2 separate regions of the Homo sapiens genome follow, and region 2 is linked to region 1. Evidence: chromatin contacts called from ENCODE Hi-C or POLR2A ChIA-PET data. All regions are on one chromosome and are shown on one strand. Each heading gives the region's core, a stretch centred on a gene start or an enhancer-like site at or near the end of the contact. The rest is flanking DNA. Distances are from core to core; before and after follow the strand shown. Region 1 holds the start of OAZ2 (ornithine decarboxylase antizyme 2). Region 2 has its middle 17 kb from the start of PIF1.

Region 1 (6,772 bases), core at 1,713-4,212:
AAGAGTTTGCTGATCACACGTTGCAGAAGGCACAGTGGGAGGGTATGGTTAGGAGCAGGAAGCAGAGTCTGATAGATTGCCAGTGTGAGGGCAATGGATGAGAAGGGACTTGAACCTGTGGTGGTGACTGGGGTAGACAGGGATAGAGGGGTGATGGGATATAGTGCTGTTGTAGAAGTTTCTGTGATGATAGACATGTTCCATATGTATACTGTGTAATACTGTGGCTGCTAGCCACATATGGCTATTAAGCATATGAAATGTGGCTAGTGGGCCGGGCGCGGTGGCTCATGCCTGTAATTCCCAGCACTTTGGGAGGCCGAGGCAGGTGGATCACTTGAGGTCAGGAGTTCGAGACTGGCCTGGCCAACATGGTGAAACCCCGTCTCTACTTAAACTATAAAAATTAGCCGGGTGTGGTGGTGGGCGCCTGTAATCCCAGCTACTCGGGAGGCTGAGACAGAAGAATTGCTTGAACCTGGGAGGCAGAGGTTGCAGTGAGCTGAGATCATCCCACTGCACTCCAGCTTAGGTGACAGAATGAGACTCGGTTTCAAACAAAAGAAAAAGAAATGTGGCTAGTGGGACTGAGGAATTGAACTTTTAACTTTATTTCATGTTAATTAATTTAGATTTGAAGACCTCAGTTTTTGTGAATTTTTCACTTGCTGACCAGGTGGCTATCAGGGTGGCCACTCCTTTAAACAGAAAGCTGTCCAGAGAGCTTCTGACTCTTCCACCATGCAGATCCAGAGAAAGCACAGGATCAGGCAACTTGGGATCCAAATTCTAACTATACCACTTAATCGCTTTGAATTAAAGCTAGCATGTTAACATGTCTGGTATAGACAGACCCTCAATAAATATTGGATGACAGAATAAATCTCTCTGAGGTTTAATTCTCTTCATCCTTAAAACGAGGGTGGAGAGCTGTTCTAAAATTTAGTACTTTACCCATGATGCTCAATAAATGGTCGCTATTATTGACATAGTGAGTTCTCAATATTTGTTGATTCATGGGTCAAAAACTGTCCTTCAGGTTAAAGGGTTACTTGGCCAGGAATGGGCTGGCAGAAGTGAGACATTCCAGCTCCCTCTGAGGGTCCAGGAGGATTGCCCAGGTCTCTGGGACTATGCGATGGGGTAGATCAGGGCTGGGTTTAAATGTCCAATTTTGCTAAGTACTAATGTAAGAACATACCTGACTTGAACCTGGAGGAGTAGGTAGGGATAGCTGAGGGACAAAGTGGAGGATCTTAAAGTGAACCAGAGTATGAGACCAGCCTTGCCTGAATATCTAGTGATAATCCGGGCAGTTTCGGTATCATTTACCACTTTAATTTGTGTTGAAAAAGCCTTAGCTTGGTAGCTCCAGCCTTCCTTCTGTGCCTCCATCCCCATCATCCAAAACCCAAAAGCATGCTGTTTGTGAAGGAGAGTAACCATATCCTGAGATGACTCCAATGTGAGATGTTTGTGAACTGAAAGTCATAGTGACCGCCGATCTGGAGTGTCACCCTTTCTCTGAGTTATCACTCTTTCTGCAAAGCTGTCCCTAATTCCCTAAATTACTTTCTCTGTGGCATTCCTCAGATTGAGCACTTACTTACCTGGTATTGTGATGACCTGTGTCTCTCCCCTTGACCGGATTGTGACATCCAAGGCAGGAACCTTGCCTGGTTGATTATGGCGTATTCTTGGACTCTAGCACATGCCTGGAGCATACAGTAAGTAGCTATTCAATAATTATTTGTTGGCCGGGTGCGGTGGCTCATGCCTGTAATCCCAGTACTTTTGGAGGCCGAGGCAGGTGGATCACCTGAAGTCAGGAGTTCAAGACCAGCTTGGGCAACATGGTGAAACCTCGTCTCTACTAAAAATACAAAAATTAGCCGGGCATGGTGGTACATGTCTGTAATCCCAGCTACTCAGGAGGCTGAGGCAGGAGAATCGCTTGAACCCGGGAGGTGGAGGTTGCAGTGAGCTGAGATTGTGCCACTGCACTCCAGCCTGGGCCACAGAGAGAGACTCCATCTCAAAAATAAGTAAATAAATAAAATAATTATTTGTTGAATAACTGAATGGATGTAATCTGAGGTGACAGAGTGACCCACTGTGATCTGAGATAATGTGACCTCTCTTGATTGCAATCTGGGTTGACTGTGAACAGAGTCGGGGCTTTTGATGATTGTGTTGAAGTGTCTGTGATTGTAACCTACAAGGACTGTGATCTGAGGGGTCTGCGCACCGGTGACTGTGGCCTTCAGGCACTAATCTGTCATAAGGACCAGTAGGGATAATGAATGGAGGTGACTGAACTAGTAACCTTGCATGATCGATTGAAGTAACTTGCACTGATTGTGATCTGAAGTGACCGTGAACAAGTTAGTGACGACGCTTTCCACGACTGTCTTGTTGTGACTGTGCTCATGATCTACAGAGTTCTGGCTTCAGATGACCTAAGCCAGTGCTTGGAGCAGCCTTGACGATTGACATGAGATGTGTGCGAGATGCTGAGATTGTTGATCTACCCTGACAGCTGAGGTTATTGATCTGCATTATGAGCTGAGATAACAGATCTGTGGGCCTGGACTCAGACTAGGAATGGTGCTAATATGTGTGTAGTTCTCTTAAGATTTCTGATTTTGTTTTAATATCCTCCCAAATGGCACAGCCCTGTTCGGCCCCACGCCAACAAGGAATAGGGATGAGGACCAGGTTGAGTCAATCCTCACAGAAAACTACCGGAAACACAACGCATCTTCTGGGCCGCGCTGCCGCAGCTGCGGGCAGACCCACCGCCTTGGTCATGGCCTCCTGCACAGCCTGCCCTTCGTTCGGACCCCCTAGCCCTACCCCCACGATCGGTCCGTGGTGCGCCTGCGCGGAGGCGGGGCGGTGCTTTGCCCTTTGTTGTGGGCCCCAGTTTCCCAGGACACCGCGCGGCGCTGGGGTGGGGCTATGCAGATGAGGCACTCGGGGGCGGGGCGGCGGCGGCGGCGGCGGCGGTGGCGGCCGGGGAGGGTCAGTTGGAGGCAGGCGCTCGCTGAGGCAAAAGGAGGCGCTCGGCCCGCGGCCTGACAGGGACTTAGCCCGCAGAGATCGACCCCGCGCGCGTGACCCCACACCCACCCACTCATCCATCTATCCACTCCCTGCGCCGCCTCCTCCCACCCTGAGCAGAGCCGCCGAGGATGATAAACACCCAGGACAGGTAACGGCCCGGCCCAGGCTCCCCGCCCCCATCCTCCCTCATCTGCTCCAGAGGGCCTCTCACGTACCCCTAGCCGGCCCCCGCCCCCCGCAGCGGGGCCATCCGCCCCCAGCCAGGTCCGTTCACCACTTCAGCCACCCTAGTCCGGTCCTCAGCCCTGCAACTGGGCCTTCTTCTGTCCTTTAGCCCCCTCTTCAGCCGGGCCCATCCCCCTCATCCGGGCCTTCTCCTCCCCTAAAGCCCCCAAAAGCCGGAACCCAACCTTCCAAGCAAGTCCCCTTTTTTCTTTCAGCCCCACCGAATTGTGCCCCATTCCCCAAACTGGGCTTTCCCCGGCATCCAGATTCCCCAAATTGTTTCCTGTCTTCCTCAAATCTTTCTTACTCCCCTTATAAGTCACTTCACCCTTCCCTTTGAATTCCCTCCCTGATGAAAACTGCACCCCCCACCCAGACTCTTCTCATATCACTGCCCCCCGCAAAGTCAACCTCCATCCTTCAGTTCTCAGTTTACCCCCACTCATCACCCTCCCCCCATTCTCTTCAGGCCTAGCAGTCCTTACACAGATGTCCAGCCTCTTCCTCCTGGTCCCATACTTCAGCTTCATCTTTCCCCCACCTTCCCCTCTCCACACCCCTCTCCCAGTTAGGCCCCATTTTCCCAGTCTCCCAGCGCCATTCCTTTTATTTATCAAACACCAGGTTTGATTCTTGTGCTCCATCCTGTTGCCCCAATGGTATACCCCCAACACTCTTGGAAACATTCTTACCCTCTAAACATCTTTTCTCAGCTGGAACTCATCCTTCTCCTTCCCCTCTTAACTGAATCCCGTCTTTGGATCATTAGATCACAGGACCCAGCCATCTCGCTTCCAGTGAACCTTCCCCCTGTACCTCCAGTGCCTTCAAACCAAGCTCTATATTCTGGACACTAGATCTTTGCAATTTCCTCCCTCAAAACCCGACCCTAGTCTTCCCCCATTAATTAGAGAAAGGCTGCACATCTTTCTCAGACCGAGCACCCTGGTTTTCCAAACTTGCATGGTATATCCTTCCCCCTGCAGATAGTTCCTCAATTTTCCTTTCTCTACATGCCTCTCTTTCTCCAAGACAACCCTTCTCACCTATCTCTCCCTCAAATTTTAATATATCCCATATTTCTGCCTCTGTTCTCTGAAACTGTTCCACAATTTCCTAATTCCCCGGAATTTTTAATCCTAGTTGCTCCTTATACATCAGAATGGCTTTCATTTACAATTTGGACCTAATTCTCTTCCTCATTTTTTCCCCAAACTTGTTGCTGTCCTGTCCAAACCGTGTCTGAAGCTCATTAGTTCCCCACACCAGACCTTTTGTCCCCAGATTTGGCCTTATGGCCTCTGCCTCTCACTTGGGCCTCATTATTTTGCAAGCAGATCCATTCCCTGTAAATCTTCCTTAAATTGGGCCATGTTCTATTCAGAATTAGACTAGTTCCTCTCAAATGCATTGCCTTCTTTATTGCTTTTCTTTGCATAGAGCCCTCTAACTGCCACTCAGGATTCCTCTCAAACTTGGGCACTCTTCTTACTGAAATAGTCTCTCAACTTTCCTTTCCCACTTGTTAACAGCACCAGCCTTAAATATTCCAACTGGGTTTTCAGCTTTTCTTGTATTTCAGTGTTTCTTACCCTGGCTTCACATTTGAGAAATCAGTCACTTGGGCCTTACCTTCAAAGATTGGTCTCATTGGCCTAGAGTGTCCTGATTATTAGCATATAGTTTTAAAGCTCCCCAGGTAATTCTTTATAATGCAAAGCTGGGGTTAAAAACCACAGCTTCCTTCCTGCAGCTTTTCCCATCCTATTCCTGTAGTGGGTGTCAGCCCTTTTCTACTGACAAAGGCCTAATTTTCTTCGAGGAATATTTTTTTTTTTTTTTTTTTTTGAGACAGGGTCTCACTCTGTGGCGCAGGCTGGAGTGCAGTGGTGCGATCTGGGCTCACTGCAACCTCTGCCTCCTGGGCTCAATTTCTTCAGGGATTTCTTAGTCTTTCTCTCTCAGGTGCTGTCCAGAAGTGCCCAAGATACAATACCTGCAACAGCTTCTGAAGTTCCTGTCTGTACTCAGTTCTCAGCCATTGGCCATTTTCTTCCCCCAAGTCTCAGACTCTTAACTGGTGCCCTCCCCCTCATTTCTTCTTTGCATGCAGGAAGAAAATTCACTCGCCGTTTGATAATTTGTTATGGTCTTATTTGACCTGTTATCCCTGCCTCCCATGTTCTCTTTACCCTACAACCCATCAGCTGTTAGAGTTTCCTTTTCCAAGACTCTCCATGTCCATCCCCTCTGCATTCCCCCCTTTCACTCCATCTTCTGTAACCCAGCCCCTCGGGAGCTGAGGAGGTGGAGGCGGATATAGACACGGAGAGTGCTGGATGCAAAGGTGTTACTTGTGGCAAAGGCGCCGTGTGTGCTGAGGATAGATGGCAGGTATGAGAGAGGGCAGGATGAAGCACAGGGGTGGAGGGGAGCAGAGAGACCTACAACAAAACCCACTCAAGGGGTATGTGAGATAGACTTTTTTTTCTGTTCTTTTTGTGTGTCTGTAGTGGGGGTTGGAAAGTGGGGTGGTCTCAGCAGTCATTCTCTGGAGTCCTCTGGACTGAGCTGGTCGAAATGCCGAGTCTTTTGTAGGCTGAGCCCTGAGAGTTGAGCAACTTGGAACCAACATGTAAGAGTCTTCACCAACTGTGAGGTTGAAAGACCTGAGTTCTGGCTGAGCCAGTGTGCTTACATGTGAAAAGAAGAGGGGGTTGGGTTAACTTGACTCGAAAATTCTTTCCAGCTTCCTAAGTGGCAAAACAGGCTTGCTTGTCTCCAGGGCCCTTGCTTAGCGTGTTGGTAATTTGAGGGGCCTGGCTGTATGAGAGGCAGGTGGAGAGAGGAGCCAACTGGCCTGCCAGGGCCTGGGTAGGAGCTAGGCCTTGGATCAGGCTCCTCCACTTGGCCTGGGGGTGGGGTGTTGTGTGCAGGGTGTCTGGTTTCTTTGAGTGATGGCAATCCCATTTCCATAGCGTGTTTCCTAGATTCCTTGGGCCTGCCCCTAACTTTCTAAAAGGAATCCTGGTAGAGTCCTAACTAGGGATTCTGATAAGAGCCGGATGTTCTTCCCAGTCAGTGTTCTCGAGTGTTTCATATCCATAGAGTGGGGAGCTGGCTGGGAATTTAGCTCCCATTGGGTGGGGGATGGGATTTTCAGCTTCCCTGGCTCCAGTGAAAAACTCAGGAGGTGGAGGCTTGGTTTCCTGGAAGAAATAGTTGCAGAGGAGCTGGCACTATGTTTTGAAAACAAGGCTCTTCCTTTCCAGTGTTATTCTGATTGGTACTTCCAAAATGTCAGAATTCCTGATGGTGGGGGAGGGAAGAAGATACAAGTACGAGCACCTTTATTATCCTTTTTGAACATGAGGTTTAAATCCAAGGAAATCAAGCTTCCTGGTCTTTTTCTCCCTGGATTTGTGGGGGCAGGGAGACAGTATCTGTCCAGGGCTTGCTTTGTACCTGTGACAGTACAGTA
Region 2 (6,976 bases), core at 3,429-5,928, 100 kb before region 1:
TGTGGTCCCAGGAGGCTGAAGTGGGAGGATCACTTGAGCCCAGGGGGCAGAGGTTGCAGTGAGCCAAGATATCATGTCACTGAAACTCAGGCTGGGTAACAGAGTGAGACTCCAGCTCAAAACAAAACAAAGCAAAAATACACACACACACACACACACACACACACACACACACACACACACACACACACACCCAGCACATGGAAAGGGGCAGGCAGACAGCAAGGGAATGAACAAAGAAATAAGGAAGGTAGAGAGCTTACCCTTAGGCGACCAGGACTTGCTACCTGCCCAAGAAAGCTGCCCTCATATAGCAGGGTGTGGGTGGAAAAACTCCAACTGCTTTTTCCTGTTCTCTCAACAGCAACAACAATTAACACAGAGAGAAGACTTCTGTGACCAAATGCAGGGACTTCTTCCCATCAACAAACAAGCAATTCTGTAGCGGACACTAGCTGGGTGTCCTCTAATTTAATTCTGAAGCTATCTACCTGGAGGCAGCCTCAGATCCCACAGGTTGAGGACTCAGTCACCAAAACTGACAGCCCCTTCAGACAGTCACAAGTCTGGGCCTCTGGAACTTCTGACCGACTGGCTTCAAGTTGGGGTTCCCAAGACCCCCCTCTTTTGGTTTGATTAATTTCCTAAAGTGAGTTACAGAACTCAGGGAAACACATTTATCACTTTATTAGAAAAGGATACGTGGGGGAAGGGGTGTGGAGCTTCCCTCTGTGGGAAAGCCTTCCTCCACTAATATCCACTTGCTCAGCTACCCAGAAGCTCTTAGAACCTCTGCTTTGGGGCCTTTTATGGAGAATTCATTATGTAAGCATGATTGATTAACCATTGGTCATCAATTTAACTTTCAGCTCCCTCCCCTCCCCTGAGGTCATAGGGTGGGGCTGAAAGTCCCAACCCTCTAATCCTGCCCTGGTCTTTCTGGTGACCAGCCCCATCCTGAAGCTGCCTAGGGGCTGCCGGCCATCAGGCAATCATCAGCATACAAAAAGACACTTATCACTTTGGAGATTCCAAGGATTTTAGGAGTTGTATGCCAGGAAATGGGGATGAAGACCAAATGTATATTTCACATTCTTACAGGCTGTGCCACTGCTGATGGGGGCAGGGGGCACCCCTTCATTTCTGTTTCCTTCCTAGTTGGGGGATTTCGCACTCTCCTCTCCACTCTCCCACAGGAAGGCTGGAGTTGACTTTGCCAGGTGGACGAGTTGGAGAAAAGGTGTTTGGAGAGAGGAGCTACACAGTGCAAATGCACAGAGATGTGAACTATCCTTGATGGACCTATGGTCCACTTTAAAGGCTTTAATGCAAGAGAAGGTGGTATGTGGGGAGGCTGGCCTGGCCCTGAGGGGGCTGAGCCCAGAGTAGGGGGCTCAGCCCAGGGCGATCCAGTCCCCAGCTGGGAGGCAGGCAGGGGGCCAGGCAAGAGGGGCGGGGCGATGGCCCTCAGAAAGATAATCTTATGACCTGACTTGTCACAGTTCCTGCCACTTCTCAAAGACATTCACCCTTGGAGGGGGAGTCCCACTACCTGCTGTCCCTCCACTTGCCTCCTGTGCCTTATGCTCCCTCCTCAGTGTCCCCTGGGATCTGCATCTGAGGGTAGTGAGCAATTTACAGCTCAGTCTCCCTGCTAGGATGAAGCGGATCCCTTGATCCCGAGAGACACAGCTGAGATGTCTTTGTGTCCTCACAACCCTCAGCAGGATGACTTTTGAAAGCAGATGCTTCATTAAATGTTTCATAAGTGAACAAAGGCTTGGACAGTGACCTGAGAGGTAAGGAATGTTTACTCCCATTCTGCAAAGGAGGTAGCTGAGGCCTGGAGAGGTTCTTAGTGGCAGAACTGGAACTAGAATAGAACCCTGAGCCCTGTGCGCTCCTTCACCCTGTCTTCAGTGGGGTGCCAACTAGGCCTGACCCCATCCTTTCTGACGTCCTGGTATATTTTTCCCATCCGCACTGGGCTAATGATCTTACTTAACCCCCAATCCCGGAGCAGCCGGGCCCTCCCGCTCCCCATGCACTGCAGACCACTAGGTGGCGCCAATTGGTCATTCAGTCCTTTCCCAGGGAACCGCAGAGCCTTTGTCTCCCAGTCTCTGGGCTTAGGTGGGGGGTGCATGGACACTTTAGGAGGTGGGGGCTGAGTTAGTGTAGAGCAGGGAAGTTTTAAATAATCTTCCATCAGATTATCTGCTTTGTGCTCATTAACCCTCTTGTTGGTTTGTTTTTGTTTTTGAGATAGGGTCTAGCTCTGTCACCCAGGTTGGAGTGCAGTGACGCAGTCAGAGCTTGCTGCAGCCTCGAACTCCTGAGCTCAAGCAATACTCCTGCCTCAGCCTCCCAAAGCATTGGGATTACAGGGGCGAGCCACCATGCCCGGCCTCATTAACCCTCTAGTTTGTTTTTCACAATAACCCTGGGAGGTTGGGACAATTGTCCCCATTTTATAAAGAGAGAAACCTAATTTCTTTTTCTTTTCTCTTTTTTGTTTTTTTGTTTTTTTTGAGACAGTCTTGCTCTGTCACCCAGGTTGCAGTGCAGTGGTGCCATCTCAGCACACTGCAACCTCTGCCTCATGGGTTCAAGCAATTCTCCTGCCTCAGCCTCCCGAGTAGCTGGGATTACAGCTGGCTAATTTTGTATTTTTAGTAGAGACGGGGTTTCTCCACGTTGGTCAGGTTGGTCTGGAACTCCCGACCTCAAGTGATCTGCCTGCCTTGTTCTCCCAAAGTGCTGGGATTACAGGCATGAACCACTGCGCATGGCTGAGAAACCTAACTTCTGAGAGGTTAGGTGACTTGGCTATGGCCACACTGCAAGCTGTATCTGGAACCCAAGTCCCAAATAAAGGGTCCTGGGATTTTTGCAAAGTCAGCAGAGAGCCCTGAAGCCAGATTCCTGTGTTTAAACACTGGCCCCATCAGTTCCCGACTGTGTGACTGTGGTTATTCTGCTTAAATCTGAGCTCTGGTTTCATCGTTGGTGAAATGGGGATAAAGCCGATCAAACATGGATGGAGTTAGGAAGACAGAAGAGCTGGAGTCAGGCCAGGGATGCAGCAAACCCTCAAGGTTAGCTCTTATTTATTTGTCTTGATTATTGTCACCTGAAGGGGCCATCCCCCGCCCCATTAACCCCCTCTTGAGCAGCCTCTGGGGAATAACAAAGAGAATTCACAGCAGCCCAGAGTAAATGAATGCCATCTTTCACAAAGCCTTCCTTCCTGTCTGGCCTTCTGGAGGACCTGGGCTGCGCCCACCCACCATGGGGAAGGGGAGGATGAAATCTCCCCACTCTGCCTCCCGCAACACACGTGAGGTACAGGTCCCGGTCAGTTAGTGCACTTGGGCATAATCCCCCTTCTGTCTTCTGCCCATTTTCTTATGAAAGCGACTTCGACAACTCTAAAGTGGAATTTTTTTTTTTTTTTGAGACGGAATTTCGCTCTTGTTGCCCAGGCTGGAGTGCAATGGCGTGATCTCGGCTCTCTGCAACCTCCCCCTCCCGGATTCAAGCAGTTCTCCTGCCTCAGCCTCCTGAGTAGCTGGGATTACAGGCATGCACCACCACGTCCGGCTAATTTTGTATTTTTAGTAGAGACGGGGTTTCTCCATGTCGGTCAGGCTGGTCTCGAACTCCCAGCCTCAGGTGATCCGCCCACCTCAGCCTCCCAAAGTGCTGGGATTACAAGTGTGAGCCACCGCGCCCAGTCTACAGTGGAATCTTTAGACCTAGTTTACAGAGGAAGTCAAGGCTCACAGAAGGTGGGTGGCCCTAGGTCATATGGCTGTAAATGGCAGATCCAGGTTGGGCATCCAGGTATCTGAGGCCTCACCTTGGTGTTCAGGGCCTTTGAAAAAAGGACTGAACATGGGATGCTTCCTTTCCCCCTAGCTCTGTCCCCAAAACTCCACAGGCCAGACTCCATTTCCTTAAGATTCCAAGAGCATCACCTGCTGGGACAGAAATGGCAGGGGGGTGCCCCTGAGTCCTTGGCCCTGGCAGGCCAAGATGGGAGGGGTGGGGCTTGAAAGGCTTAGAAGGTGACCTTGAATAGGGAATTGGAACCCTAAATTCCTGAGGAGGCCTGGGGCGGGGGCTGTGAATGAGACAGCCAGCCCATCTCCACTCCTCCCCCGCAGCTCCAGCTCCCGCCTTCAGCCTCAGCCTCCAGGCAGATGCCCGCCCCAGGGGTGCCCCCTCAATCCCCGCCCCCAGTGGGTGTTGGGTTCAGTAAGCAGAGCCCCAGCTCACCTGGGAAGGTGCAGAGTGAGGATGGCATCCAGTTACAAGCTAGGGCTGGGAGGACAGGCAGGGGCAGCCCGGGGGCAGGGGCCAAAGGTCTGGAAACTGATGGTGGGGGCAGGTGTCAGGGGAGGTCTCAAGACAGCCCCCCACTCTGCAGGCCCTATCCCCTTGCCTCCCAGAAAACCTCCACACTCCTGGCATCTGAAGACCGGGGCGTCTCCCCGCAGACTAGGCCTGTGCTTGGTAAACTGTGCAGGGCTCTGCGCACTCCTGGGAGGTTGTTCTCTCTTGCAGCTCCACTCCTTTCTCCCTTCCGCCAAGATGGCCTCCTCTCCCGCCCCTCTACTGGGACCTGGCACAGCACTCCATGCCTATTTAAGGCAAATCTCCTGATCTCCTTTTAAATAACATTCGCTCCTTGTTGTGGAGAAAGCAAGCAGGGCCTGAGCTCGGGAAAGGGGAGGAAACCCAAATATCCCATGGAGTGGGTCATGGGGGAGCACGGGTGGGGGAAGCAGGTATGTACTCCCCCTCCCAAAATGAGCCTTGAGAAGGTCCTTTCCCCCATCCCCTGAGTCCTGCTGGTCCCTCATTGCATAGGCCCTGGATTGGCTCGAACCCCTTCAGAGGGGCTGGGGCACTCCCAGAAGGCTAGGACAGGGCAGCTCTTGCAGGCGTTGGGGGAGGGGCATGGGGGGATATATGCTTTGGCTAAAGGAGGGGCATACCCAGGAAGACCGGCAAGGGCCATGGAGGGTCTGAGGTTGGATGGACATCTGACCTCACAGCCCACCCAGTGTGAACGATGCACCAAAACTGCTCTTTGTTAGAACCTGAGGCTCAGAGAGAGCAAAAAACTTGCCCAGGGTCACACAGCCTGAGTGGAAGGGTCTGAAATCCAAGCTGGCAGGCTCCAGATTTAACGCTTTCTCCCCTTCTCTGCCAGGTCTCCTTGTGCCAGGGACTATGTGACACAAGACTTCTAGGCCCTTTTCAGGCATCATTCAAAGCCCTGAGCACACACCCTTCCTCCGCCTGCCTTCCTCTCTTCTGCCTCCTCTCCAGACCCACCAGAGCTGCCTTTCCCAGGTCTTCGGTCCCTGACTCAGACCTGCCCCACTGCTACTTCCTTCTCTCCCACTTCCCCTCTTCCTAGTCTTTCCCCCAGGTGGCTGCCTCCCTGGCCTCCCTTCTAAGCATCGCTAATCCCCCTGTGGTCCTCATATGACTGAGACGCCCTCTCCAGGGTTCAAAAAGATGGTCAGGGATCTTTTACAGATCATGTTGCCTCCTCGGGACCAGGAGCTTACTCCTCAGGCATGTGAGCCCCAGCAGGCCGGCCCCACCCCTGTCAGGCTGGACTGGGGGCTGGGGGACCAGAGGGAGGAAGAAGCCCTAGCCTCGCCTTCCTCTGCTCACTGAGAACTGAAAAAACCACAGTGGTCAGTTGGTCCAGTGGCCTCACATCACAGATGAGCAAACTGTGGCTCAGGGAATGGGAAGGAAGGCCCCAGGGTCCCCACAGTGAAATAGAAGCTGAGCTGGGTCTGACTGGAGCCCCTAATAACCTAAGGTGGGGGCTTCATCCTGGGAAAAGAGGGTCTATTATAGGAGGAAATGCAGCCACTGTCACTGCCCCAGTGTTAGTGTGCTTGTTGGATGGGGCGGGGGCGGTGGTGCCTGGAGGTGGGAGTATGTGAGGGTGAACTTTGTGTTTAATTGGGGTGTACTTGATCTTCTCTGGGTCTTTCTAGCCTGGCTCTACCGTTAACCTCTTGTGTGTCATTGGGCAAGCCCCTTTCCCTCTTTGGGCCTCAATTTCCTCCTGTAAAATGAGTTGGAGAGATCTTTGAGATCCCTTCCAGCTCAGACCTCATGCATCTCCCATCAGCCCAGCCTCATCTGCCCACCTGTTTCCAGGCTCCTGCCCTGGCTAAGGTTGTCTCACAGCCTGCTGAGGCTCCCATGGCCTCTCTCAGAATGGTCTCTCTCAGCTGGGCGCAGCAGCTTATGCCTGTAATCCCAACACTTTTGGGAGTTCAAGTCCAGCCCGGACAACATGGTGAGACCTTGTCTCTACAAAAAATCAAAAAAACATTAGCTGAGTGTGGTGATGCATACCTGTAGTCCCAGCTACTCAGGAGGCTGAGGCAGGAGGATTGTTTGAGCCCAGGAGGTCAAGGCTGCTGTGAGCTGATAGTGCCACTGCACTCCAGCCTGAAGGACAGAGCAAGATCCTGTCTCAAAAAAAGAAAAGAAAAGGCCAGGCATGGTGGCTCACGCCTGTAATCCCAACGCTTTGGGAGACCAAGGCAGGTGGATCACAAGGTCAGGAGTTCAAGACCAGCCTGGCCAAGATGGTGAAACCCCATCTCTACTAAAAAAATACAAAAATTACCGGGCGTGGTGGTGGGTGCTTGTAATCCCAGCTACTCCGGAGGCTGAGGCAGAGAATAGCTTGAACCTGAGAGGCGGAGGTTGCAGTGAGCCGAGATCGCGCCACTGCACTCCAGCCTGGGCGACAGGGCAAGACTGTCTCAAAAAAAAAAAAAAAAAGAAAAGAAAAAAAAAGAAAGGACTGGGCACAGTGGCTCACACCTGTAATCCCAGCACTTTGGGAGGTCAAGGCAGATGGATCACTTGAGGTCAGGGGTTCAAGACCAGCCTGGCCAACATGGTGAAACCCTGTCTCTACTGAAAA

The links. Hi-C counts contacts between places; a loop is a spot of excess contacts on that map. ChIA-PET counts read pairs that join two places held with the same protein, here RNA polymerase II (POLR2A). Pooled maps may share reads with other maps.
Region 2: POLR2A ChIA-PET joins it to region 1 with 65 read pairs in H1. The contact joins the enhancer-like site here to the promoter of OAZ2 in region 1. A Hi-C loop is called at or near these places in 1 of 168 maps with a recorded cell type or tissue (sigmoid colon) and 5 of 50 pooled maps. POLR2A ChIA-PET finds 5 or more read pairs at or near these places in 7 of 52 experiments (AG04450, H1, Panc1 and 2 more).

The regions. Positions count from the first base shown.
Region 1 is chr15:64,699,471-64,706,242 of GRCh38, reverse strand. It overlaps OAZ2 (ornithine decarboxylase antizyme 2), which reads left to right and starts at 2,962. Exons shown (of 5, transcript NM_002537.3): 1 at 2,962-3,214. The coding sequence starts at 3,195. LOC124903507 (a long non-coding RNA gene) reads right to left here and starts at 1,700. Exons shown (of 3, transcript XR_007064679.1): 1 at 1,611-1,700. RefSeq lists silencers at 2,827-3,146, 3,157-3,376 and enhancers at 5,005-5,842, 5,843-6,679.
Region 2 is chr15:64,805,182-64,812,157 of GRCh38, reverse strand. No RefSeq gene overlaps it. Among named protein-coding and RNA genes, the nearest start is that of PIF1, 17 kb to the left of the region's middle. RefSeq lists enhancers at 387-892, 893-1,400, 2,923-3,430, 4,954-5,461, 5,969-6,477. Within about 2 kb of position 4,678, at least 2 of the 41 ENCODE cell types and tissues checked have a DNase peak (open chromatin) inside an H3K27ac peak, as active enhancers do.